2 separate regions of the Homo sapiens genome follow, and region 1 is linked to region 2. Evidence: chromatin loops called from intact Hi-C (ENCODE). Cell type or tissue: dorsolateral prefrontal cortex. All regions are shown on one strand. Links, peaks and the distances in the headings refer to the core of each region. The heading gives the core; the rest is flanking DNA. Region 1 overlaps LDB2 (LIM domain binding 2). Region 2 has its middle 65 kb from the start of QDPR.

Region 1 (8,000 bases), core at 1-8,000, 930 kb before region 2:
AAAAACCCCTCTTCTTTCAGCATGCTTCGATTTCTACTCTGGTTTCTGTTCTTGTTTGTATAACCACACGCTGTGAGTTACAATGCTAGTTTATGCAGATTGGTAGTGAAATCCATCTTTTAAACTGGAGAACAGAGTGGCAACTACAGGCACTTTTTGATCTTAACTCTTAGAAAGGTGGATGGTGAATACTATTTTATTTTTATTCATGTACTCATCTGTATTTTATGCATGATGATACTGTAAATAACATATGTCAACATTCATTCAATGTGGGAGGTTTTTTTGTGGTTCTGCATACAGCCACCTTGTTCCTTCCTTTGGTCAGAATTTTTTCAGCCTTACTTTGGTCTAAGACATCTGATGACAAAGATTAATGAGGAAAACAAGAAGATAAAACCATTTAGGATTGCCTTGGACTTTTCCGAATTCCTTCTCAATTGGAAGCTCATCAGAATACCACTGCATTGAGAATACTGTACTTATGAGGACAGAGACCACAATTTGGAATTGCACATTAATCACTATTGCAATTACAATGATATAAATATCGGCCATGCACCTTCTTCTGTGAAAAAGCATCACCTTTTATGAAAGACATGTGCAGTCTTCAGCGTCATCAGCCTATCTTCCTTATTAGCCCCTCCTCTTATGCAATCCCTCATCTTGAACATGTCCCTAGAGGCCACCCTGCTTTTGGTCCTCTGAGCTCTGAGCCTTGATATCTCTGAAGACTGCACATCTCTACCTGGAATTCTTCTCTCCCCTCCTCTTGGAAAATGCTCACTCATCCTTGAAGACATAGTTACTTCTTCTGTTAAGCCTTCCTCCCAGATGTGCACCTCTCCCCACACAGGCTGAGCTGCGTGCCTCTCTTCAGTTCTCCATAGCACCCAGCTCCTTCTGCTGTATGGACTCACTCATTCATGCTATGAAACCATCTGCTTCTAAGTCTGCCTTTACCACTAGGCCATGAATTCTTCCAAGGCTGAGACTACGCCTTTTATCTCTGTGTTCCTAGTTTAACTCAAACGAATAGATGCATTTAAAGAGTGATTCTTAGAAAGTCTGGAGGATCTTCCTATGCTGACGTTTCTCGAAGTGTGATCTAAGAAACACTTCCATCAGAATCAAATGGGCTGACTGTTAAAAATTCAGATTTCAGGGCTATGCCACTTCTGTTTCATTGGGTCTTGAGGTGGGGTTCCAAATCTGTATACCCCTGTTGGGGCTCAGAAAATGATACCCCCAAGTGAAGGCCTCTGTATAAAGCAAAGTTTGTCTTTTACTTTGTCCTGCCCTACTCTGCCATCCCTCATTCGCCCCCACAGCAAGCCATAGAAACTAGAATGCCTCTTCCCCAAGGAAGGTCATAGAAACCAGAACCTATCCCCGCCAAAGGTAGACATAAAATCTAAACATATTATTCTAACTTTTCCCTGCCTTTCTGTATAAGAGCTGACCATAAAGAAATTCTGTGACCTGCTTTGGAAGTAGGTCATAAGACCCACATTCCAGCAAGGATCCTGTCCCATATCCAGGAGGAAGGAATGCTGAACGGAGAGACAAAGAAGAATCTGAACAGACAGGCCTTGCTGCGTTTCCCTATTCAGTTATTCCCATTAGGTCATACTCTCTTTGTCCAATCACAGTCCAACACAGTTGTGCATTCCTCATTGAGCCTAAACATAAAAATGAATCATTTTTCCTGTATCTTTGGGTCTTCATTCTCAAGGCTCCTGTGTCATGTAAAACTTTGATTCAATAAATATGTTATACTTTTCTCTTGTTAACTTGTCTTTTGTTATAGGAGTGACCCTTATAATAGGTAAGAAAAGGAATCACACTTTTGTATCCCTATGCCCTCACATAATTCTGACAAACACGACTAGAATTTGAGGTCCACTTACCTATATATCCAGGGCTTTCGAACAGATAATAGAGACAGCAAGACTTGCACAAACCCCCAGTGGTGTCCAGTTCTAAATCCATCCTCTTCTCACTTCCACCAACTGTCTCATGTTCTCTTCCTTCCTTCTTAAGTCTAAGCATGATAATTATGTTTACCTAGAAAGGTTCTTCAGTTGTTTGTACCTATTACTGACCTAAGCTTGCTTAAACCACTCACCCCATTTAAGGGCCAGCTGCACTTTTCTTTCATTTGTAATTTCTCTGGAAGACAATAAGATTAAAGCCTGAACAACACAAGGAATATGCACATCACAGGGGCCAAGACACCAACCCTAATAAACCAGGCTGTAAAGTAATGAGACCTGGGTTAGTAATGCTGGATCTTCAATCTTGCTTACTTTGATGTCCTTTTTGAAATCTAAAGTGTTAATATGGAAAAACCTGTGAAAAAGGCAAGATTACTATAGAGTTAACTCCATATTCCAACATTATGAAGACTCTGTGTGCATTACTCTGTTAAGAATTCCTTGCTGATCCCACTACAGGGTATATCCCCAAATGAAGATAAATCCTTCTACCAAAAGGACACCTTTACTCATATGTTCATTGCAGTACCACTCACAATAGCGAAGACGTGGAATCAACCCAAGTGCCCATCAGTGGTGGATTGGATAAAGAAAATGTGGTACACATTCACCATAGAATACTACACAGCCATAAAAAAGTACAAAATCATGTTCTTTGTAGTAACATGGATGCAGCTGGAGTCCATTATCCTAAGTGACTGAACACAAAACCAGAAAACCAAATACTGCATATTCTCACTTACAAAAGAGAGCTGAACATTGGGTACATATGGGCACAAAGATGGGAACAATGACACTGGGCACTCCAAAAGCAGGAGGGAGGGTTGAAAAACTACCTATCAGGTACTATGTTCACTATTTGAGTGACGGTGTCAATAGAAGCCCAAACCTCAGCATCACATAACATGCATGTGTCACAAACCTGCACATGTACTTCCTGAATCTAAAATAAAAATTGTAAAAAAAGATGCTTTGCTACTACAAATCAAAGTGTAAGTTACAGACTACTTCATTGCCTTTCCAAGCCATCAGTGCTCACCAGACCAAAAGGAGTGAAAGATTCCACAGTCATCTGTGCAAGTAGATTTAAGAGTGGGTTATCCCTCAAAGAAGTACCACTGCATCTATTATTAAGCAAGAATGGTAAGAAAAGCTTCAGAGAAATCCTAAAGACTAGGAAACATTTTAGAGTATTTTTTTTAGTATTTAAAACAGTTAAAAATCTTTTCAACATTTTCAAATTATTTTCATTTGGTTCATTTACCACTTATTGTAAATGAGCTTATGCTGGAGATAAAATACATGGGTGGAGTGGAACAAACATGGATTTACAAGCTAAGAAGTCTAGGTATGGATTATTTATTTATTTATTTATTTTATTATTTATTTATTTATTTATTTATTTTTTTGAGACAGTCTCGCTCTGTCGCCCAGGCTGGAGTGCAGTGGTGTGATCTTGGCTCACCGCAAGCTCTGCCTCCTGGGTTCACACCATTCTCCTGCCTCAGCCTCCTGAGTAGCTGAGACTACAGGCGCCCGCCACCACGCCCAGCTAATTTTTTGTATTTTTTTTAGTAGAGACGGGATTTCACCGTGTGTCCAGGATGGTCTCAATCTCCTGACCTCATGATCTGCCCACCTCGACCTCCCAAAGTGCTGGGATTACAGGCGTGAGCCACCACGCCCAGCCTAGGTATGGATTTTGACTCTCACTAGATATGCATCCTTGGGTAAGTTATTTAAAAACACTGGGTTTCAGTTTCACCTGCAAAACAATACCCATCTTATATACTGTTGTGAGAATTTGAGTTAATATGTCTAATGCATGACTATTTAATAATCTGTAGATATTATTAATTATATATTAGCAAGCATGCATAGGTTGCAATACAAACTACATTTCTATTACTTTACATCAACAAACAAACATTTATTGAGCTTCCTCCTAAGTATCAAGCATTCTGCTCGGTGCTGGGGACACAAAAATGAGAATAACACAATCTCTGCCCTTAGAGGGAATCCTTAAAAATGCTTTAAGTATATTAACAAAACTATCCTGTCTTAGGAAATCACATTCTTCCAAAGCAAGTATTTTTCATTGTACGACAAGGTAGACGGTGGGGGTGACCTGTTTGGACCTAGAAAGGACTATCAGCATTGGGCATGCTATAAAATGGGAGAGTTACACTTATTGTGAGGACCCATGAGCTCATTGTCTTTTCCTTTTTTGCAGTGACTTTCCTCTCTGGGTTTTCAGCAACATTTCTTTTTCAGGTGCTAATCCTCAAAATTTATCCCTTTCCCTTTAATGTAAAAATATCTTCCCATCGCTGTAACCCACCCCAAAGGAGCTTGCATCTCTGAATGCTAATCGAGAATCCCCAAAGTCATTTTTCTTCCAGTGGAGAGTCCGGGGCTGGAGAGGCAGCCCTCCCCTTATTCATGTATGCAAATGAGGCTTCTTCTCTGCTGCAAAGATGCAATGGCTTTGCTGGGCTCTGTGCTGTAGGTGGCAGAACTAACTCAGATAAGAGCCTGTCTTCTTTGGCAGTAAGCCAGTGCATCTTGGCAACAGCAAAGGCCTAGGGCATTATGAAATGAAATCAGGAAGCAGGTTTGGGGAGTGGGTTCCCTTAGTTGCTAGTCAAATCCGTTGGGAGCTGCCATTCCTACCCTCCCTGAGGTCTGAGACCCTCAAGAGAATCTGGTGAAGGCTATACAGCCTGTCTTTCAAATTTTGTACAAAATTTCTGGTGGTTGTTGAATCCTCTATAGCCCCATCCATCGACTCTAGGAAGAGTCCCCTGTTTGTAATAAGTATGAGCCAGGTTACAAGATATATGCCTTTTCCTCATTACCCCACTCCACATACACATAAAAAAAACACCAGTCAAATGCACATTATAGAACTGAGCATAATAACACATGGTCCTTTGATGTTGAAAAAAACTAATCTGCACAGTCAGGACAGCTACAAAGTGCCCACTGGACTTTTTCCCTTTGCCTAAAAAGAAAGGCCAAAGACAACATGTCTGCAACATCTGCAGCAGCCTGCATGCAGGCTTGCACTTTTGTTTGGTCTCTTCCTGGGGTAGTACCGGAGTGAAGAATACCATGAGGAATCCCAGGACGCTGTGGAAAGGGAAGGGATCAGCAAGGCCCGAGATCCCTCTTTGAATATAAAACCCATAAACATGGTGTCCCTGTCAAGTCCAGATAGGATCCCTAAGAAAGCCATTGTTCATCCTGGCAAAGTTCCAAGGACACCTTTTTGCAGATTTAGTGAATGTTTTAGGTTGAGCTTGCTCTCCTATGCTTCTGACCTCTTTTTTCTGGAGATTCTGGCCCCAACACTGACCCTTTGGTATGAAATTTTGTAATCACAACAGGAACTTGATGAATGAGTGGATGGATGGATGGATGGATGGATGGATGGATGGATGGATGGATGGATAATAGATAGCTTGGCCAGATTTATAGCAAGGAGTCATTTGTTAATGACAGACAAATCAGGCATGGTCCTGTGTGCTCTGAAGTGATGAATTTGTTCATTTGATGAATAAATGATTGTCTCCTGCATGCAAAATGCTTTGCACAATGCATATGTATGTCCTGGCCAGGCAGGAAGCTCTTAGTTCAGTCCCAGGATTCCTGCCTTTTCATATTAACAGAGGACCTAACAAATGTAGACAGTGCAGTGTTTTGCTCTTGTTTTGCTTTTCATCTGACAGTTCTCCTGGAGAAATTTGATTCTTTTCACTACACACTCATACCCATTCTTCTGGGGCATCTCATTGCCCGAATCTCAGGAACAGGTGGTGCTTGTCAGAGTTGGCTGTGAACTACAAAGCAGTATTTGATTATCTCCCAATCTAGGCTCTGTCTACCATCAACATTTTAATTCCATGTTTTTTGTGTGACATCCTATGGCCTTGAACCCTCTACTCTTTGTATGTAGGTCTCTTCAGAGTTGCTAGGTCAACGCGTTGCTCAGACCTTTGCTTGTGTTGTTTTTTTTTTCGCTTTTAAAAGGCCTTCTCTCCTCTTTCTCAGTCATCTTAACTAGGATTTGGCAAACTATGACCTGTGGACTAAATATCCGTGCTTTCTTACTGTCTATAGCTGCTTTTGTGCTACAGCAAAGCTCAGTAGTTGGACAGCCCACAAATTAAAAAATACTCACTATCTTGTCCTTCACAGAAAGTTTGTTGACCCTTGAACTAAATCGGTACTATTCCAAGAAGGTGGCTGCAAATGACTTGTTACGTCTCCATAATAGGATAAAGAGCTTGAGGCAGAGCATGTTCAATTCACTGCTTACTTTATTGAGAAAGTTTTGCATTAAAAAGGTATCAGATCAACTAAACAATATGCCCAGTGAAATAGTTGAGTTATGTCCTGGAGAGAGCTCCTTTACTTGTTGCGAACCAGTCGCCCACACTAAGTCACACCATCTGAACCATTTAAGGTCCTCCAAGGTCCAGCTCAAATCCCACCTCTGTCTCCGACCATCCTATCCTGCAAGGGACTCTTTTGCTTCTATAGCACTTATCGTGAATCTTTGCACATCCCAGTGTTTATATTTGCATTAGAAATTTTCCTTTCTTGTGGCCTCGTTCACCTCTTATCTACGGCAAGCTATATTTTACTTTTCTTTTTATTTAACACGGTATTAGGTATACTCAAATATTTGTTGAGTCATAACTTAATTAATAATATCTACAGAATGCCTAGTCTATGTCTATCCCTGGAGTATGCACCTTAAATTATTATGTCATTAACCCTCACCCCCACCTTTTGGCCCACTTTTACAGGTGAGAAAACTCATACCCAAACCCATTAAATCATCCAGAACTAGTGATAAAGAATGTGGTTCCTACAGTGTATCCAAGGCAGTACAGCTATTTGAAGGGCAGAGAAGAGGTTCAGTCAAGTTTCTCTGACTTCAACCCTGTACTATTAACTCGTAACTGCTATGTTGTTTACCTCTCTGAATATCAGTGGCTTAAATGACTTCTAAGATACCAAGTTCAAAGCCTTTCACTGTTTTTGTGTTTCTCTTTGCAAATGGTATTGATCGACAGAGCTAATACATGGCAAACTTGGGGGTTTGAACCCAGATGAATCTGGTTCCAAAACCTACACAGAGAGGTAGGTGATGCAGAAGGGTGTAGGTTTTGGAACCAGATTCATCTGGGTTCAAGCCCTCCAAGTCAGCCATTATCTAGCTATGTGTTCTTGGCCAAGAATTTTAGCCTCTCTGAATCTCAGTTTCCTCATCTAGAAAATGGGGATAATACTACTTATCTCTGACAGTTTGAAACAAAGTAAGTAACCCTTAATACAAAAGCCTGGAACTAGGTCAGCACGCAAAAGATGAACACTGTTGTGATGAGAAATGCTATGGCCTTAAAGGCCAGCCCCACTGAGCCAGGCGCTCAATGTATTATGGGACTGAGAAGCTTCTTTGGGAAGTAAGTCACATGGTCTCTGGAAGTCTTAGGGTCACTAGATAACAATGAATGCCCCAAAGAGTAGTAATCAGGCCAATGGCACATGGCATTTTAGTAGCTAACGTCTCCGATAATAACCCATATTTAGAATTCAGTGATAAATACCAAATGTTCAACTCCACAGCCAGGTTTTTTCACCCTCCCCTCCCCGCCGCCCCACCGCCAGTAATTTACTCCTCTGGCTAAATCCGTACCAGAAAGACATCAGATGATGGGGGTGGGGGGAGATTAAAAAACAAACTCTTATCTAAGAGTGAAGGAGTCTCTCTAATTAAGAAACACATAATGAAAAAATATATGGAATCTAAAAGAAAAAAAAAACAAAAAAGCAAATAATCCCCACTAAGAAGCAGATAAGAATGAATAACAGGCATCCACATGACTAAACTCACTCTGCTCTGAAGAGGAAGAACAAGGGATAGAGGAAACACTTTCCCTTAGAAGCGATGCAAGTCCAAAACATCAGATTATGATTGAGGTTTATTTCCTG
Region 2 (16,131 bases), core at 3,907-11,906:
TATCTTTAGTTTTGTATTTTAGTTTCACCATGTTGACCAGGCTGGTCTTGAACTACTGACCTCAGTTGATCCACCCACCTCGGCCTCCCAAAGTGCTGGGATTATAGGCATGAGCCACTATGCCCAGCCAAAACTATTTTTGCAATAATACTGAGACATCGTTTGCTTTTTTCATCGTGTTGACATTTACATTAATGGTGTAAAAGTAATGGTGGGTCTCCATCCATTTGTGTTACTATAAAAGAATATCTGACACTGGGTAATTTACAAAGAAAAGAAGGTATATTTGGCTTATGGTTCTTCAGGCTGTACAAGAAGCATGACACCAGCATCTGCTTCTGGTGAGGGTCTCAGGCTGCTTCTACTCATGGTAGAAGGAGAAGGGGAGCTGGCTTGTGCAGAGATCACGTGGCCAGGGAGCAAAAGAGAGGGGAGGTGCCAAGCTTTTTATAAATAACCAGCTCTCTCAGGAGCTAACAGAGCGAGAACTCATTCATCTCCCACCCAAGGAAGGCCTTAACTTATTCACGAGGGATCCACCCTTGTGACCCAGACACCTTGACTGCACCCCACCTCCAACACTGGGGATTGAATTTCATTATGAGGGTTGGAGGGTCAAATATCCAAACTATAGCAATGGGTAAAATGGCTGGTCCTTATCACAAATCACAGTAGAATACCAAACTGTACTTAGTAGTCATTGTAGTTTTCACCCCATGCAGTCATAGTTTTTTAAATGCAAATTCTTGCCAGGAACTGTGGTTCATGCCTGTAATCCCAGCACTTTGGAAGGCCACGGCAGAAAGATAGCTTGAGCCCAGGAGTTTGAGACCAGCCTGGGCAACATAGCAAGACCCTATCTCTTCAATAAATAAAACATTAGGCATGGTGGTGCATGACTGCAGTCACAGCTACTTGGAACACTGAGGTGGATCACTTGAACCTGGGAGGTTGAGGCTGCAGTGAAACATGATTATGCCACTGTGCTCCAGCCTGGATGACAGAGCAAAACCTTGTCTCCGAAAATTAAAAAATAAAATCAATAATAAATAAATAAAATATAAGTTTTGCCTTATCACTTAATGCAACAGAAAAAAAAGACTTTTTTTAAATCTCACTTTTGAGTACACATCTTAATATTGTTTGTGATGAAATATAATGTAGACATAAAGCTCTTTCACTGCATACCAAAATACTGTGGTTTGTCATGAGAAAAAATACTTATGATTGTTTGAGCTACAAACGGAATTAGCTACTTTTCCATTTTTTAAAAATTTCATATTTATGAGGATGACTGACAGACAAATTACAGTTATTCAGACTTAATTATTTGGCAAACATATTCTTGCCAATGATAAACTTCAGATTTCAAGTGAATCTTAGCATTTTGGAAACCTTTTATCTGACATCATGAGCTTGATAACTGCTAATACTTAAAATTTTTTTCCTAATGAGATCAGTGGTAATGTGAATTAACGTGGATTTTTTCATATTATATAAGAAAATGTGGGCCAAGCATGGTGGCTCACACATGTAATCCCAGAACTTTGGGAGGCCGAGGTGGATGGATCACTTGAGGTCAGGAGTTCAAGACCAGCCTGGCCAACATGGCAAAACCCTGTCTCTACTAAAAATACAAAAATTAGCTTGCTGTGGTAGCACACACCTGTAATCCCAGCTACAGGGAGGCTGAGGTAGGGAAATCACTTGAACCTGGGAGGCAGAGGTTGCACTAAGCCAAGATTGTGCCACTGCACTCCAGCCTCCAGCCTGGGCAACAGAGCGAGACTCCATCTCAAAAAAAAAAAAAATGGAAAAGAAAAGAACATGTGCCGCAACAAATTAGGCTTCAAAGAAGCATACCTCAAAATAATAAAAGCCATCTATGACAAACTGACAGCCAACATCATACTGAATGGGCAAAAGCTGGAAGCATTCCCCTTAAGAATAGGAATAAGACAAGAATGCCCACTCTCACCACTCCTATTCAGCATAGTACTGAAAATCTTAGCAAGAGCAATCAGGCAAAAAAAGGAAAGAAAAAGCATCCAAATAGAAAAAGAAGCAGTCACATTATCTTTCTTCTCCAATAATATGATTCTATACCCAGAAAACCTAAGAGCTCTACAAAAAGGCCCCTAGAATGGAAAAAGAGGTTTCAGTAAAGTTTCAGTATACAAAATCAGTGTACAAAAATCAGTAGCATTTCTATACACCAATAATGTTCAAGCTGAGAGCCAAACAAGAACACAATCTCATTTACAATAGTCACAAATAAAATAATAAAATAAAAAAAATACCTAGGAATACATCCAACCAAGGAGATGAAAGATCTCCACAAGGAGAAATACAAAACACTGCTGAAAGAAATTATAGATGATACAAACAAATGGAAAAACATTCCATACTCATGCATTGGAAGACTCAGTATCATTAAAGTGGTAATACTACCCAAAGCAATCTATAGATTCAACACTATCCCTATCAAACTACCAACATCATTTTTCACAGAATTAGAAAAAAAAAAACTATTCTAAAATTCATGTAGTACCAGAAAAGAGTCCAAACAGCCAAACAAAAAGAAACAAAGCTGGAGGCCTCACATTACCTGTTGTCAAACTATGCTATACAACTACAGTAACCAAAAGAGCATGGTACTACAGTGTATAAAAACAGACACATAAACCAATGGAGCAGAATAGAGAACCCAGAAATAAAGCCACATGCCTACAACCATCTGATCTTCTACAAAGTCAACAAAAATAAACAATGGGGAAAGGACTCCCTGTTCAATAAGTGATGCTGAGATAAAACTAGGTAGCCATATTCAGAAAAATGAAATTGAACCCCTACCTTTCACCACATACAAAAAGATTAACTCAAGAAGAATTAAAAATTTAAATATAAGACTTCAAACTATAAAAATCCCAGACAAAAACCTGGGAAATACTCTTCTCAACATTAGCCTTGGCAAAGAATTTACGGCTAAGTCCTCAAGAGCAACTGCAACAAAAACAAAAATTGACAAGTGGGACTTAATTAGACTAAAGAGCTTCTGCACAGCAAGAGAAACTATCAACAGAGTAAACAGACAACCTACAGAATGGGAGAAAATGTTTGCAAACTATGTACCCAACAAAGGTTTAATGTCCAGGATCTGTAAAGAACTTAAACAATTCAACAAGCAGAAAAAAAACAAATAGCCACATTAAAAAGTGGGCAAAATCAGCCTGGGCAATATAGTGAGAACTCATCTCTACAAAAAAAAAAAAAAAAAAGGAAAGAAAGAAATTTTTTTAAATTAGTCAGGTGTGGTGGCCTGTGCCTATACTTTCAGCTACTTAGGAGGCTGAGGTGGGAGAATTGCTTCAGCCCAGGAGGCTGAAGCTGCAGTGAGCCCTGATCACACCACTGCATTGCAGCCTGGGTGACAGAGTGAGACCCTATGTCAAAAAGAAAAACAGCGGACAAAGGACATGACAGACTCTTCTCAAAAGAAGACATACAAGCAGCCAACTAGCATACAAAAATTGCTCAACATCATTAATCATCAGAGAAATGCAAATCAAAACCACAATGGGATACCATTTCACACCAGTCAGAATGGCTATTATTAAAAAGTCAAAAAAATAACAGATGCTGGCAAAGCTGCAGAGAAACGGAAATGCTTACATACTGTTGGTGGTAATGTAACTTAGTTCAGACACTTGGAAAGCAGTTTGGAGATTTCTCAAAGGACTTAAAACAGAATTACCATTTGACCCAGACATCTCATTATATAACCACAGGAAAATAAACTGTTCTACAAAAAAGGTACATGCACTTATATGTTCATTGCAGCACTGTTCACTATAGCAAAGATATGGGATCAACTTAGGTGCCCATCGATGGTGAATTGGGTAAAGAAAATGTAGTACATAGACACTGGACTACGGCACACTCATAAAAAAGGATAAAATCATATCCTTTGCAGCAACATGAATGCAGCTAGAGGCCATTATCCTAAGTGAATTAACACAGGAAGAGAAAACCAAATACCACACAGTCTCATAAGTGGGAGCTAAACTTCAGGTACTCATGGACATAATAGAAATGGAATAATAGACTATATTAGTCAGTTTTCACACTGCTATAAAGAACTGCCTGAGACTGAGTAACTTATAAAGGAAGAGGTTTAATTGACTCACAGTTCAGCATGGCTGGGAAAGCCTCAGGAAACTTACAATCATGGCAGAAGGCAAAGGGGAAGCAAGGCACCTTCTTCACAAGGTGGCAAGAAGGAGAAGTGATGAGTAACGGGGGAAGAGCCTCTTATAAAACCATTAGATCTCATGAGAACTCACTCGGTATCATGAGAACGGCATGGGAGAAACCGCCCTCATGATTCAATTACTTCCACCTGCTCTGTCCCTTGACACGTGGGTATAATGGGGATTACAATTCAAGATGAGATTTGGGTGGGGACACAAAGCCTAACCATATCATTTCATCCCTGGTCCCTCCCAAATCTCATGTCCTCACATTTCAAAACACAATCATGCCTTTTCAACAGTCCCCCAAAGTCTTAACTCATTCTAGCATTAACCCAAAAGTCCAAGTTCAAAGTATCATCTGAGACAAGACAAGCAAGTTCCTTCCACCAATGAGCCTGCAAAATTAAAAGCAAGTTAGTTACTTCCTAGATACAATGGGGGTACAGGCATTGGGTAAATACACCCATTCCAAGTGGGAGAAATTGGCGCAAATGAAGGACTACAGGCCCCATGCAAATCCAAAACCCAGTGGGGCAGTCAAATCTTAAATCTCCAAAATGATTTCCTTTGACTCCATGTCTCACATCCAGGTCACACTGATACAAGAGGTGGCCTCCCACAGCCTTAGGCAGCTCTTCTCCTGTTGCTTTGCAGGGCGCAGCCCCCCTCCCAGCTGCCTTCATGGGCTGGCATTGAGTGTTTGTGGCTTTTCCAGGCACACTGTGCAAGCTGTCAGTGGAACTACCATTCTGGGGTCTGGAGGATGATGGCCTTCTTCTCACAGCTCCACTAGGCAGTGCCCCAGTGCGGACTCTGTGTGGGGACCCCAACCCCACATTTCTCTTCCACACTGCTCTAAGAGAGGTTCTCCATGAGGGCTCTGCTCCTGCAGCAAATTTCTGCCTGGACATCCAGGCATTTCCATACATCCTCTGAAATCTAGATGCAAGTTTCCAAACCTCAATTCTTGACTTCTATGTACCTGCAGGCTCAACATCACATGTAAGCCTCCCAGACTTGGGGCTTTTCCCCTCTGAAGCAACAGCCTGAGCTGTATATTGGCCCCTTTTAGCCACAACTGGGTTGCAGGGCACCAAGTTCTGAGACCGCACAAAGCAGCAAGGCCCTGGGCCCACCCCACAAAACCATTTTCCCTTCTAGGCCACTGGGCCTGTGATGGAAGGGGCTGCCATGAAGACCTCTGACATGCCCTGGAGAAATTTTCCCCATTGTCTTGGCGATTAATATCTGGCTCCTCATTACTTATGCAAATTTCTGCAGCTGGCTTGAATTTCTCTTCAGAAAATGGGTTTTTATTTTCTAACACATTGCGTTAGAAATTAGCCTGCAATTTTTCTAAACTTTTATGCCCTGCTTCCCTTTTAAACAGATGTTCTAATTTCAAATCATCTCTTTGTGAATGCATAAAACCGAATGCTTTTACAAGCATCCAAGTCACCTCTGGAACACTTTGCTGCTTAGAAATTTCTTCTCCCAGATACGCTAAATCATCTCTCTTAAGTTCAAAGTTCTGCAGATCTGTAGGGCAGGGGCAAAATGCCACCAGTCTCTTTGCTAAAGCACAGCAAGAATCACCTTTATTACAGTTCCCAACAAGTTCCTCATCTTCATCTGAAACCACCTCAGCCTGATTGTCCATATCACTATCAGCATTTTGGTCAAAGCCATTCAACAAGTCTCTAGGGAGTTCCAAACCTTCCCACATTTTCCTCTCTTCTTCTCAGTCCTCTAAACTTTCCCAACCTCTGCCTATTACCCAGTTCCAAAGTTGCTTCCACATTTTGGGGTATCTTTATAGCAGTACCCCACTCTCTGCAGTACCAATTTACTGTACTAGTCTGTTTTCATATGGCTATAAAGAACTGCCCAAGACTGGGTAATTTATAAAGGAAAGAGGTTTAATTGGCTCACAGTTCAGCATGGCCAGGAAGGCCTCAGGAAACTTACAATCATGGCAGAACTTGAGAAGCAAGGCACCTTCTTCACAATGCAGTAGGAAGGAAAACTGCCGAATAAAGGGGGAGGAGCCTCTTATAAAACCATCAGATCTCATGAGAACTCACTCACTTGTTTAATATAAACCCTTATTAAACATAACAGGAGGCCAGGTGTGGTGGCTCACGCCTGTAATGCCAGCACTTTGGGAGGCCAAGGTGGGCAGATCACCTGAAGTCAGAAGTTCAAGACCAGCCTAGCCAACATGGCAAAACCCCATCTCTACTAAAAATACAAAAATTAGCTGGGCATGGTGGTGGGTGCCTGTAATCCCAGCTACTCAGGAGGCTGAGGCAGGAGAATCACTTGAACCCAGGAGGCAGAGGTTGCAGTGAGCCGAGATCACACCACTGCACTCCAGCCTGGGTGACAGAGCGAGACTCCATCTCAAACAAAAAAAAATAAAATAAATAAAATAAAAACAACAGGGGAGTAACTATAGAGATGTGAAGAGTACACTGACGAATACTCCAGGGCCAAGGAAGAGCATCCAAGGAGAAGCAAACTTGGAAGTTGGGGCCTCCCCAAGGCTGGGATTCAGACCTTGTTGGAAAAGGTGTGGTTGCAGCCAGCAGGAAGAGGATCCCCCTCCTCCTGCAATGTTTCTCCGGTGTTCCTCTACTGAGAAAGCTTAACACCATGCTTGCTACAAAAGAGCAATGCTTAAGGCTTCACTGTGGAGCTGGTAACAAAAGGGTGAATTTGGAGCTGAGAGGTAATAAATTGATAGTTGCCACACTGACAAAAAACATACCATATAATCCTTTTTTATACCACATTTATTAATTCATCCAAAATTAGTGTTCTAGGGACCACTTTTTTTTTTTTTTTCAGTTGAAGTCTTGCTCTGTCACCCACGCTGGAGTGCAGTGACATGATCTTGGCTCACTGCAACCTCTGCCTCCTGGGTTCAAGTGATTCTCCTGCCTCAGCCTCCCGAGTAAGTGGGACTACAAGCGCACCCTACTACGTCCGGCTAATTTTTTTTCTTTTCTTTTCTTTTCTTTTTTTTTTTGTATTTTTAGTAGAGACAGGGTTTCACCGTGTTGGCCAGGCTGGTCTGGAACTCCTGGCCTCATGTGATCCGCCCAGCTCAGCCTCCCAAAGTGCTGGGATTATAGGCATGAGCCACCACACCCAGCCGGGACCACCTTGTAAAAAACACTGATCTTTGTGTGTCATGGAGGATACATTCTCAGTCTCCTCTCCCTCTTGTATGTATCCATTGTTTTTGAATTTCAAAATCTACATGTCAACAACCACATGTGGAAAATACTCTCCACTTAGGAAGGCTGCCAAGGGCCAAAAACTGGGTGTGTATATGTTTGGGCAAAATTCTGCAGCAAGATTTTTTTAGTGCAGGAAGCAAAAAAAGATTGATGAATCATTAACAAGGGTAATTGAGCAAAATATATCAACAAGTTATTGCATTTAGCGGCAATGTTATGACTATTTTCCCATTAGCCCAGATCTCTGGTTATATGGGCTTTGAAAATGCTTAAATTACACATCTCCCGAGCTGGATTTTTCTGCAGCATAGGAATAAAACTCCTAAAGCTAGAGATACAACACTGGCAGTTTTTCATACCTCACAGAAAACCATCAAGGTCTTTGTCATCCTTCAAGTACTAACTTAAAATACAGCCTTCCCAGACCCCTCCCCAACAAAGAGAACAGATCTCTCTCCCTCTGGACCCTGACTTTTTCTGTTTATGCCTCTGCTGAAGCCCTTCCCCAGGCTAACTTGTTCCGTAGCCAGTTATGTCCGCATTGTTCCCTCCCACTAGACTGTGAGCTCCTCGAGGGCAGGAGCATTCCTTCTTCATCTTGGTAGCCCCACAGCCAAGCACAGTCACTTGATGTAAGCTCCCATCGTTATTTGTTGACTCAAATTTGCTCACTTCAAGTGAAGGAAGAATGATAGTTTAAAGTCATACGACTATCATTCCTTACTTGCAAAGAAACTTGGCAACAGACAGGTGCTGAGCTGGTTTCTGCTGTAAGCAATCTTCAAGGCATTTCAAAAACGATGGTCTTCGAGGAGATTCCTTTGAGATAGGCAAAGGCATAGAATTTATTTGAGAATCCTGGAATGCAGGAAGGTTACAGGCTAACTCAAAACCCAGAAAAAGCAATTGATCATGATTTTAGACAGTAATTCTGTTGCAGCTTCTCCAGATTCATTGCTTTCCTTCCCCTCATTTCCCACCTCCAGTCTTGATTCCCCATCATTTACCAGTAGACTATTTGGCATAGTTTTAGGATATTTTGTTGGTAGCACAGAATACTTTCTACCCCATTTCAAACCTTCCCCGCGAGGCTCAATTAGTCAGAATAAACCAGATTATGAGGCAGTAACAGATAGCCCTCAAATTTAAGTGCCTTCATACCATAATAGTTTACTCTTCATGTTTGCTACATCTACTGTATGTCTGGGCAGCTCTCCAGGACAACTAAGGTCAATGCAGTAACTCAGCAAACTACATGTCCCTTGCCTTGTGGCTCTAACATCTCAAGACAAGATTGAAGAGAGTGTGTGGCAGTACCAACATCTGTATGTTCTATGCTTGGGCTCTGAAGTGAAACTGGACACATAGCTCCACCTACTGGCAAAGGACCTAGGAAATGTAATCCTCTGTGGACCCAGAAAGGAAAGAAAAACCAGATACTGATAAGCTCTGGTACTGTCTCTTCTAAGGGTTTCACAATAACTTTTTTGTTGTTGTTTTTTGGACACAGGGTCTCTCTCTGTTGCCCAGACTTGGATGCCCAGTGGTACAATCATAACCAACTTCACTGAAGCCTCAACCTCTTAGGTTTGAGCAATTCACCAACCTCAGCCTGTTGAGTAGCTAACACTCCAGGTGTGTGCCACCACCCAGCTAATTTTTTTTTCTTTTTTTTCTTTTTTTTTTTTTTTTTTTTTGGTGGAAACAGAGTCTCACTATATTGCCCAGGCTGGTCTCCAACTCCTGGCCTCAAGTGATCCTCCCACTTCAGCCTCCCAGTGTTCTGGGATTACAGGCATGAGGCACTGTGCCTGGCTCACAAGGACTTTTATAAGTTAAAAATGTGCAAGTGCTCCACCCATCAAACCCATCCCTCTTGTAAAGCAGTGCCATGAACCACTACATGCACTTGGAAGGCAGATTAGAAGGGGCAGCTTGCTGCTCCCGCCAAAGATTTACCTAAGAAGACTAAGCCAGGACCAGTCTCCTCCACATCCCCTGAAGCAGAAACCTCCCCTGCACAGATCAGAAGGGGAAAGTGCAGCCTCCCTGCCTTTCTCACCTACAGTCTTATTTATGGGGTGGTGAGGGCGGGGGGCCTGTATGCCTATTTGTTTACCAGAGGTGTTTTAGCCTAATTGGTTAGGAAAGAAACAAAGCATTTAGACAAATAATTGGCCATTCCAGGACATCCACCCTTGAAGAGTTCCCTGACAAGGAAAAGAAGATTCAAGAGTAAAGTTTGAAAGGTTTCAGCTTTCTTTCCAATGTTAGAAGAAAAACCTTAGCCAAAGTAAATGTAACAGTTGAATTGAGCAAGAATGATTCATGAATCAGCCAGCCTCCAGAGCCAGAGTAGGCTCAGAGAGTCCAGAGCAGCCATAGGGTGGAAGAAGATTTATGAACAGAAAAAGGAAAGTGACACACAGGAAACAGAAGTGAGGTATACAAACAGCTGGACTGGTGACAGCTCAGGCATTTACCTTATTTGAACACGGTTTGAACAGTTGGCACCCTTTGACTGGCCAAAACTCGGTGATTGGCACAAGAGTAGGTTACAGTCTGTTTATATCTCCGTTTAGGTTATAGTTCATGATGTACAGAGAAATCTTTAGGCTGAACTTAAAATATGTAAAGAGGCAGCTCTAGACTAAACTATTTAACACCAAATTCAATAACTAATTTTATTTTAATATAATACTTCTCTTTGCTTATAGATATTGGAATTCAACACCTCCAACAAATATTCATTGAATACTTAGAATATACCTGACTGCAGGAAATAGAAGCCCAAATATTTTTCAAACAACTATGATGTTCCAAGTTCCAAACTGTATGTTCTTTTATTTTATTTATTAAACTTTATTTTATCCTTTATTAAAGGATAAATTACTTTATCCTTTTCGCATCCTTTGACGTTCTTACGATTGCTCCCATTTTGCAGAAAAATAAACTGAGGCTCAAAGAGTTGAGCAGTTTAGCCAAGTTCAGGGCTAGGAATAGTGGGAAAATGGGCATCTCAACTACATTGGTCTGGCTTATGATAATGGAGGCCCACATATTCATTCCAAATCAATTAAAACTTAGAAGTTGTTGGTTTAACAACCATTTTTAGACTTGGTATTACTTGAAAGTATAATCAAGGGATCATTTATTCATTAGAGTAACTACAGTTCTATTTGAATAAGCTGAATTTTTTTCATGCTAATTATGTCTTTTGTGTACTATCCATTATGGCATGATGATCTTTTCAACTTCATCCACTTCCCTTTCTCTGTAATAACTCATTGAACAGAATGCAGTTCTATAAATGGTCCAGGGATGTACTCCTATCCCAGGATTTAAAAAGATAATATTCATAAGGCACTTAACAAAATGCCCATAACTAAGTAATCAGTGTATAAAGATTATTTATTTTCTTTAGTAAAGTTGCAGAGCGTTGGTCCTTATGTCGTATAGTAAGTGAAAACCTAAAAAATAAAAACCCTAATACCTGATAAGAACTGTAAATATCACAAACCTATTAGAAGTGAGATAGAGATGGAGACCATTATATGTGTCTAAAATGACGCATCTTTAGCTTCAAACACACACTCATGGGGCTTAACAAGAGCAATTGTGTGTTCACTCATAGAAAGACAACAATCAAAACAAATTTAGAAATATTCTGAAAAGTTGGGAATCTGTTGTCAAAATTATGACTAAAAGGCAAGATATAAATAGAAGTTTTATAATATTTCTTAGCTTTTTTCTGAATGAACCCTCCCTTAATACTAGATAAGCCTATTGTTTAGATTTTCTTACATTTTATTTTATGCACATTTTCAGAAGCCATTTACACAAAATTAGGATACTGCCAGTGTGTACTTTTTTTACACAATAAGTCTACTTTGTTCACTGTCTCCCCAGTATCCAAAGTAGTGTCTGGCACACAGCAGGCTCTCAGGAGGTCCTTGATGAATAAATGAATGACCAGATCTACATAGGATAATGCATGTGACAAAGAGGAAAAAAAACTTCAAAAGCTAGAGCTGAATTCCCCTTAGGGAGATAGCTGCCCTTTTGTGGATAATCCATTGTGATGGTTAATTTTATGTGTCAGTTTGCCTGGGCCATTAGATGCCCAGATATCTGGTCAAACGTTATACTGGGTGTGTCTGTGAGGGTGTTTCTGGATGAGATTAACATTTGAATCAGTACACTAAGAAAAGAAGATTGCCTTCCCTAATGTGGGAGGACCCCATCCAATCAAATGAAGACCTTAACAGGACAAAAAGTCTGAATAAAGGGAAACTTCTCCTGCTTAACTGCCTTGAGCCAGGACATTGGTCTTTTCAGGCCTTAAGACTCATACTGAAACATCAGCTCTTTTTCTTTTTAGTTATTTATTTTTAATTTTTTTAATTGACACATAATTGTACATATGTATGGCATACTTAGTGATATTGCAATACATATGTAAGGCATAGTGATCAGATCAGGGCAATTAATATAACCATCATGGCAAACATTTATCTTTTTTTTGTGTTGGGACTGAGATGGGATTGTTTCCTTGACCTCGACCCCCTTTGTGGGCAGGAACTGGAGTGGCTCATTTCACTCAGCCTGCAGTCCATGGATGGCTAACTGTTAGCAGCTCAGTGAAGGGTCAGAGTGATAGCCTCCTGCACCTGTCCTTTTTGACACCTGAGTTCTTGTTCGGTATCCAGGAAGAATCAGGTCACATGAACTATTTGAAGGGTAGTGTATGTGGAGGATTTTACTGGGTGATAAAAGTGGCACTCAGTGGGATGGGGAATTGGAAAGGGGGTGGTATGGGAAGAAGATGATCTTTCCCTGAAACTGAACCATCTGAAGTTAACTGCGTCTCCATAGTCTCTGATGCTCAGCTGCTTGTATCCCCAAAGTTCACCAACTTGTATCTCCGAGGCTCAGCAGCTTGCATCCCCAACCACTTGCACCAGCCACTTGTGTTGCTCTGCCAGACGAAGTCTTTTTATGGGCACAGGATGGGGGTGGGGAGGGCCAAAAAGGCAATTATTTGAGCAGAAAAAATGAGGTCAGCTGCTTTCACTTAGGGCCCAGGTTCCAGGCTTGAGGGTGGAGGTTAGCCAGGACCCAGCAATTCTGTATCAGGAACATTCAATGCTCTCTTTCTAGCTATTTGAAACTATATAAATTATTGTTAACTATAGTCATTCTACAGTGCTGTGGTAAACTAGAACTTATGCCTCCTATCTAACTGTAATTTTATAACCTTAACCAATCTCTTCCTATCCCCCTTTCTCTTTACGCTTCCCACCTTCTAGTCTCCTCTGTTCTATTTCTTACTTCTATGAGATCAACTATTTTTTAGCTTCCACATATGACTGAGAATATGTGGTGTTTAACTTTCTGTTCCTGACTTGTACTTAACAACATAATTTCCTCCAGTTCCATCCATGTTGCCGCAAATGACAGGATTTCATTCCTTTTTATGGCTGAATAGTGTTCCATTGTGTATATATGCCACATTTTCTTTATCTATTTATCTGTTGTTGAACACCTAGGTTCATTACATATCTTGGCTATTTTGAAAAGAGCTGCAATAAACATGGGACTGCAGATGTCTCTTCAATACACTGATTTTCTTTCCTTTGGATAAATGGGACTGCTGGATCATATGACAGTTTTATCTGTAGCTTTTTGATGACCCTCCATACTCTTCTCCACAGTGGCTGTGCTAGTTTACATTCCCACCAAGAGTAAGAGTTCCCATTTCTCCACATCCTTGCCAGCATTTTTTCTTAATCTTCTTGATAATAACCATCCTAACTGGGGTGAGATGATACCTCACTGTGGTTTTGATATGCAGTTCTCTGATGATATGGTTTGGCTGTGTCTCCACCCAAATCTCATCTTGAATTGTAGCTCCCATAATTCCCGTGTGTCATGGGAGGGACCCAGTTGGAGGTGATTGAATCACGGGGGTGGATCTTTCCCACACTGTTCTTGTGATAGTGGATAAGTCTCACGAGATCTGATGGTTTTATAAATGGGAGTTTCCCTGCACAAGTTCTCTCCTTCCTGCTGCCATGTAAGATGTGACCTTGCTCTTCCTTTGCCTTCTGCCATGATTGTGAGACCTCCCCAGCCATGTGGAACTGTGAGTCCATTAAACCTCTTTTTCTTTGTAAATTACCCAGTCTCAGCCAGGCGTGATGACTCTCACCTGTAATCCCAGCACTTTGGGAGGCCAAGGCAGGCAGATCACCTGAGGTCACGAGTTCGAGACTAGCCTGACCAACATGGAGAAAACCCGTCTCTACTAAAAATACAAAGTTAGCCAGGCATGGTGGGGCACGCCTATAATCCCAGCTACTCAGGAGGCTGAGGCAGGAGAATCGCTTGAACCCAGGAGGCGGAGGTTGCAGTGAGCTGAGATCATGCCACAATCACCTGAGGTCAGGAGATCGAGACCATTCTGGCCAACATGGTGAAACCCCATCTCTACTAAAATACAAAAAAAAAAAAAAATTAGCCGGGTGTGGTGATGCACGCCTGTAGTCCCAGCTGCTCAGAAGGCTGAGGCAGGGGAATCGAACCCAGGAGGTGGAGGTTGCAGTGAGCCAAGATCGCGCCACTGCACTCCAACCTGGTGACAGAGCAAGACTCCATCTAATAAAAAAAAAAAAAAAAAAAAAAAATCTCCCATTCTGTAGGCTTTTTACTCTGTTGATTGTTTCCTTTGCTGTGCAGAAGTTTTTTAGTTTGATATAACAAAAGCAAAAATAAACAAATGGGATTGTATCAGGTATCAGCTTTTCTAGGGTCTTGAGCCTGTCAGCTCTCATACTGAAACCGCACCACTGGCTCTCCTAGGCCTCCAGCTTGCTGATTGCACATCTCAGGACTTTTCATCCTCCATAGTCACACGAACCAATTCCTTATAACAAATCTCTTTCTTTAAATACATATATAAATGTGTAGTTTTATATACTGTTCTGTTTCACTGGAGAACCCTGACTAGTACAGGCATTAAAGGGATTTTTATTTCCAGCAGGATGGAAGACCAGGTACTTCGAACTACCCTTCTAATGGAAAATCACTAAAATACGAAATGAAATCTTTTTTTAAACTATCTTTGAAATGCATCACTAAGTAAGCTGGCACAAATGTAAGGAATTTGCAGAGACAAAAACAAAGACAAAAGAATTAGGTCACCAAACTCTAAAACTAACTTTGACTATGAAGCTTTCTGCTGCACGCTAGAGACCCTGAAATTTGCTAGGTCATGCATTGCAGTGTGGGAAGGACTGGAAGACAAAACTAAAGGTCTGCACAAAGTGATCAACCCTTCTTGTTTTCACCCCTTTATAAGTTTGACTTCCAGTTTTTACTAAAGGCATACCTCCTTTTATTGCACTTTGCTTTGTTGCATATTTTGAAATTGAAGGTTTGTGGCAATCCTGTGTCAACTAAGTCTATTGGCATCATCATTTTTTCAACAGCATATGTTCGCTTCATGTCTGTGTGTCACATTTTAGTAGTTCTTGCAATATTTCAAGCTTTTTCATTATTATTATATCTGTTATTGTGATCTGTGACCCATAGTCTTCGATGCTACTATTATAATTGTTTTGGGGCACCACTAACCATGCCCATATAAGACAGTGAAATTAATTGATACATGTTTTATGTGTTCTGACTAGTCCACTTCCCTTTTGGGCTCCCTATTCCCTGAGACACAACAATATTGAAATTAGGACAATTAATAACCCTGCAATGGATTCCAAGTGTTCAAAAGAAAGGAAGAGTCACAGGTCTCTCACTTTAAATCAAAGGCTAGAAATGATTAAGCTTAGGGAAGAAGGCAGGTCAAAAGCCCAGCTAGGCCAAAGCTAAGCCTCTTGCACTAAACTGTTAATCAAGTTGTAAATGCAAAGGAAAAGTTTTTGAAGGAAATTAAAAGTACTACTCCAGTGAACACATGAATGGTAAGAAAGTGAAACACTCTTATTGCTAATATGGAGAAAGTTTCAGTGATCTGGATAGAAGATCAAGTCAGCCACAATATTCCCTTAAACCAAAGTCTAATACAGAGCAAAGCCCTAACTCTCTTCAGTTCTACGAAGGCTGAGAGAAGTGAGGAAGCTGCAGAGGAAAAGTTGGGGCCAGCAGAGATTGGTTCATGAGGTTTAAGAAAAGAAACTCTCTCTGTAACAAAAACGCAAGGTGAAGCAGCAAGTGCTGATGAAGAAGCTGCAGCCAGTTATTCACAAGATCTAGCTAAGATCACTGATGAAGGTTATTACACTAAGCAACAGATTTTCTTTTTTTTATTGTTATTATACTTTAAGTTCTAGGGGACATGTGCACAACGTGCAGGTTTTTTACATAGGTATACATGTGCCATGTTGGTTTGCTGCACCCATCAACTCGTCGTTTACATTAGGTATTTCTCCTAATGCTATCCCTCCCCCAGCTCCCCACCCCCCGACAGGCCCTGGTGTGTGATGTTCCCCGCCCTGTGTCCATGTGTTCTCGTAAACAACAGATTTTCAATGCAAATAAAACAATCTTATTTTGGAAGAAGATGCCAAAATAGGACTTTCACAGCTAGAGAGGAGATGTCAATGCCTGTCTTCAAAGTT

The links. A loop is a pair of places that touch in the nucleus more often than their neighbours do. Peaks named below come from ENCODE experiments on the same cell type or tissue, not always from the same donor. Only the 100,000 strongest peaks of a DNase experiment are listed, where the experiment ranks them.
Region 1: a loop joins it to region 2, with 3 times the contacts of the local background. A loop is called at or near these places in 4 of 110 quality-filtered maps.

The regions. Positions count from the first base shown.
Region 1 is chr4:16,512,478-16,520,477 of GRCh38, forward strand. All of the region lies in intron 5 of LDB2 (LIM domain binding 2), which reads right to left. The region is part of intron 2 of LOC105374505 (a long non-coding RNA gene); the gene reads left to right. Among named protein-coding and RNA genes, the nearest start is that of TAPT1-AS1, 290 kb to the left of the region's middle. In dorsolateral prefrontal cortex, for the core only: a CTCF peak has its summit at 4,512 (motif pointing right); a DNase peak (open chromatin) is centred at 4,514; H3K4me3 peaks cover 275 bases; H3K27ac peaks cover 3,055 bases.
Region 2 is chr4:17,439,010-17,455,140 of GRCh38, forward strand. No RefSeq gene overlaps it. Among named protein-coding and RNA genes, the nearest start is that of QDPR, 65 kb to the right of the region's middle. In dorsolateral prefrontal cortex, for the core only: CTCF peaks have their summits at 8,872 (motif pointing left) and 9,083; a DNase peak (open chromatin) is centred at 8,859.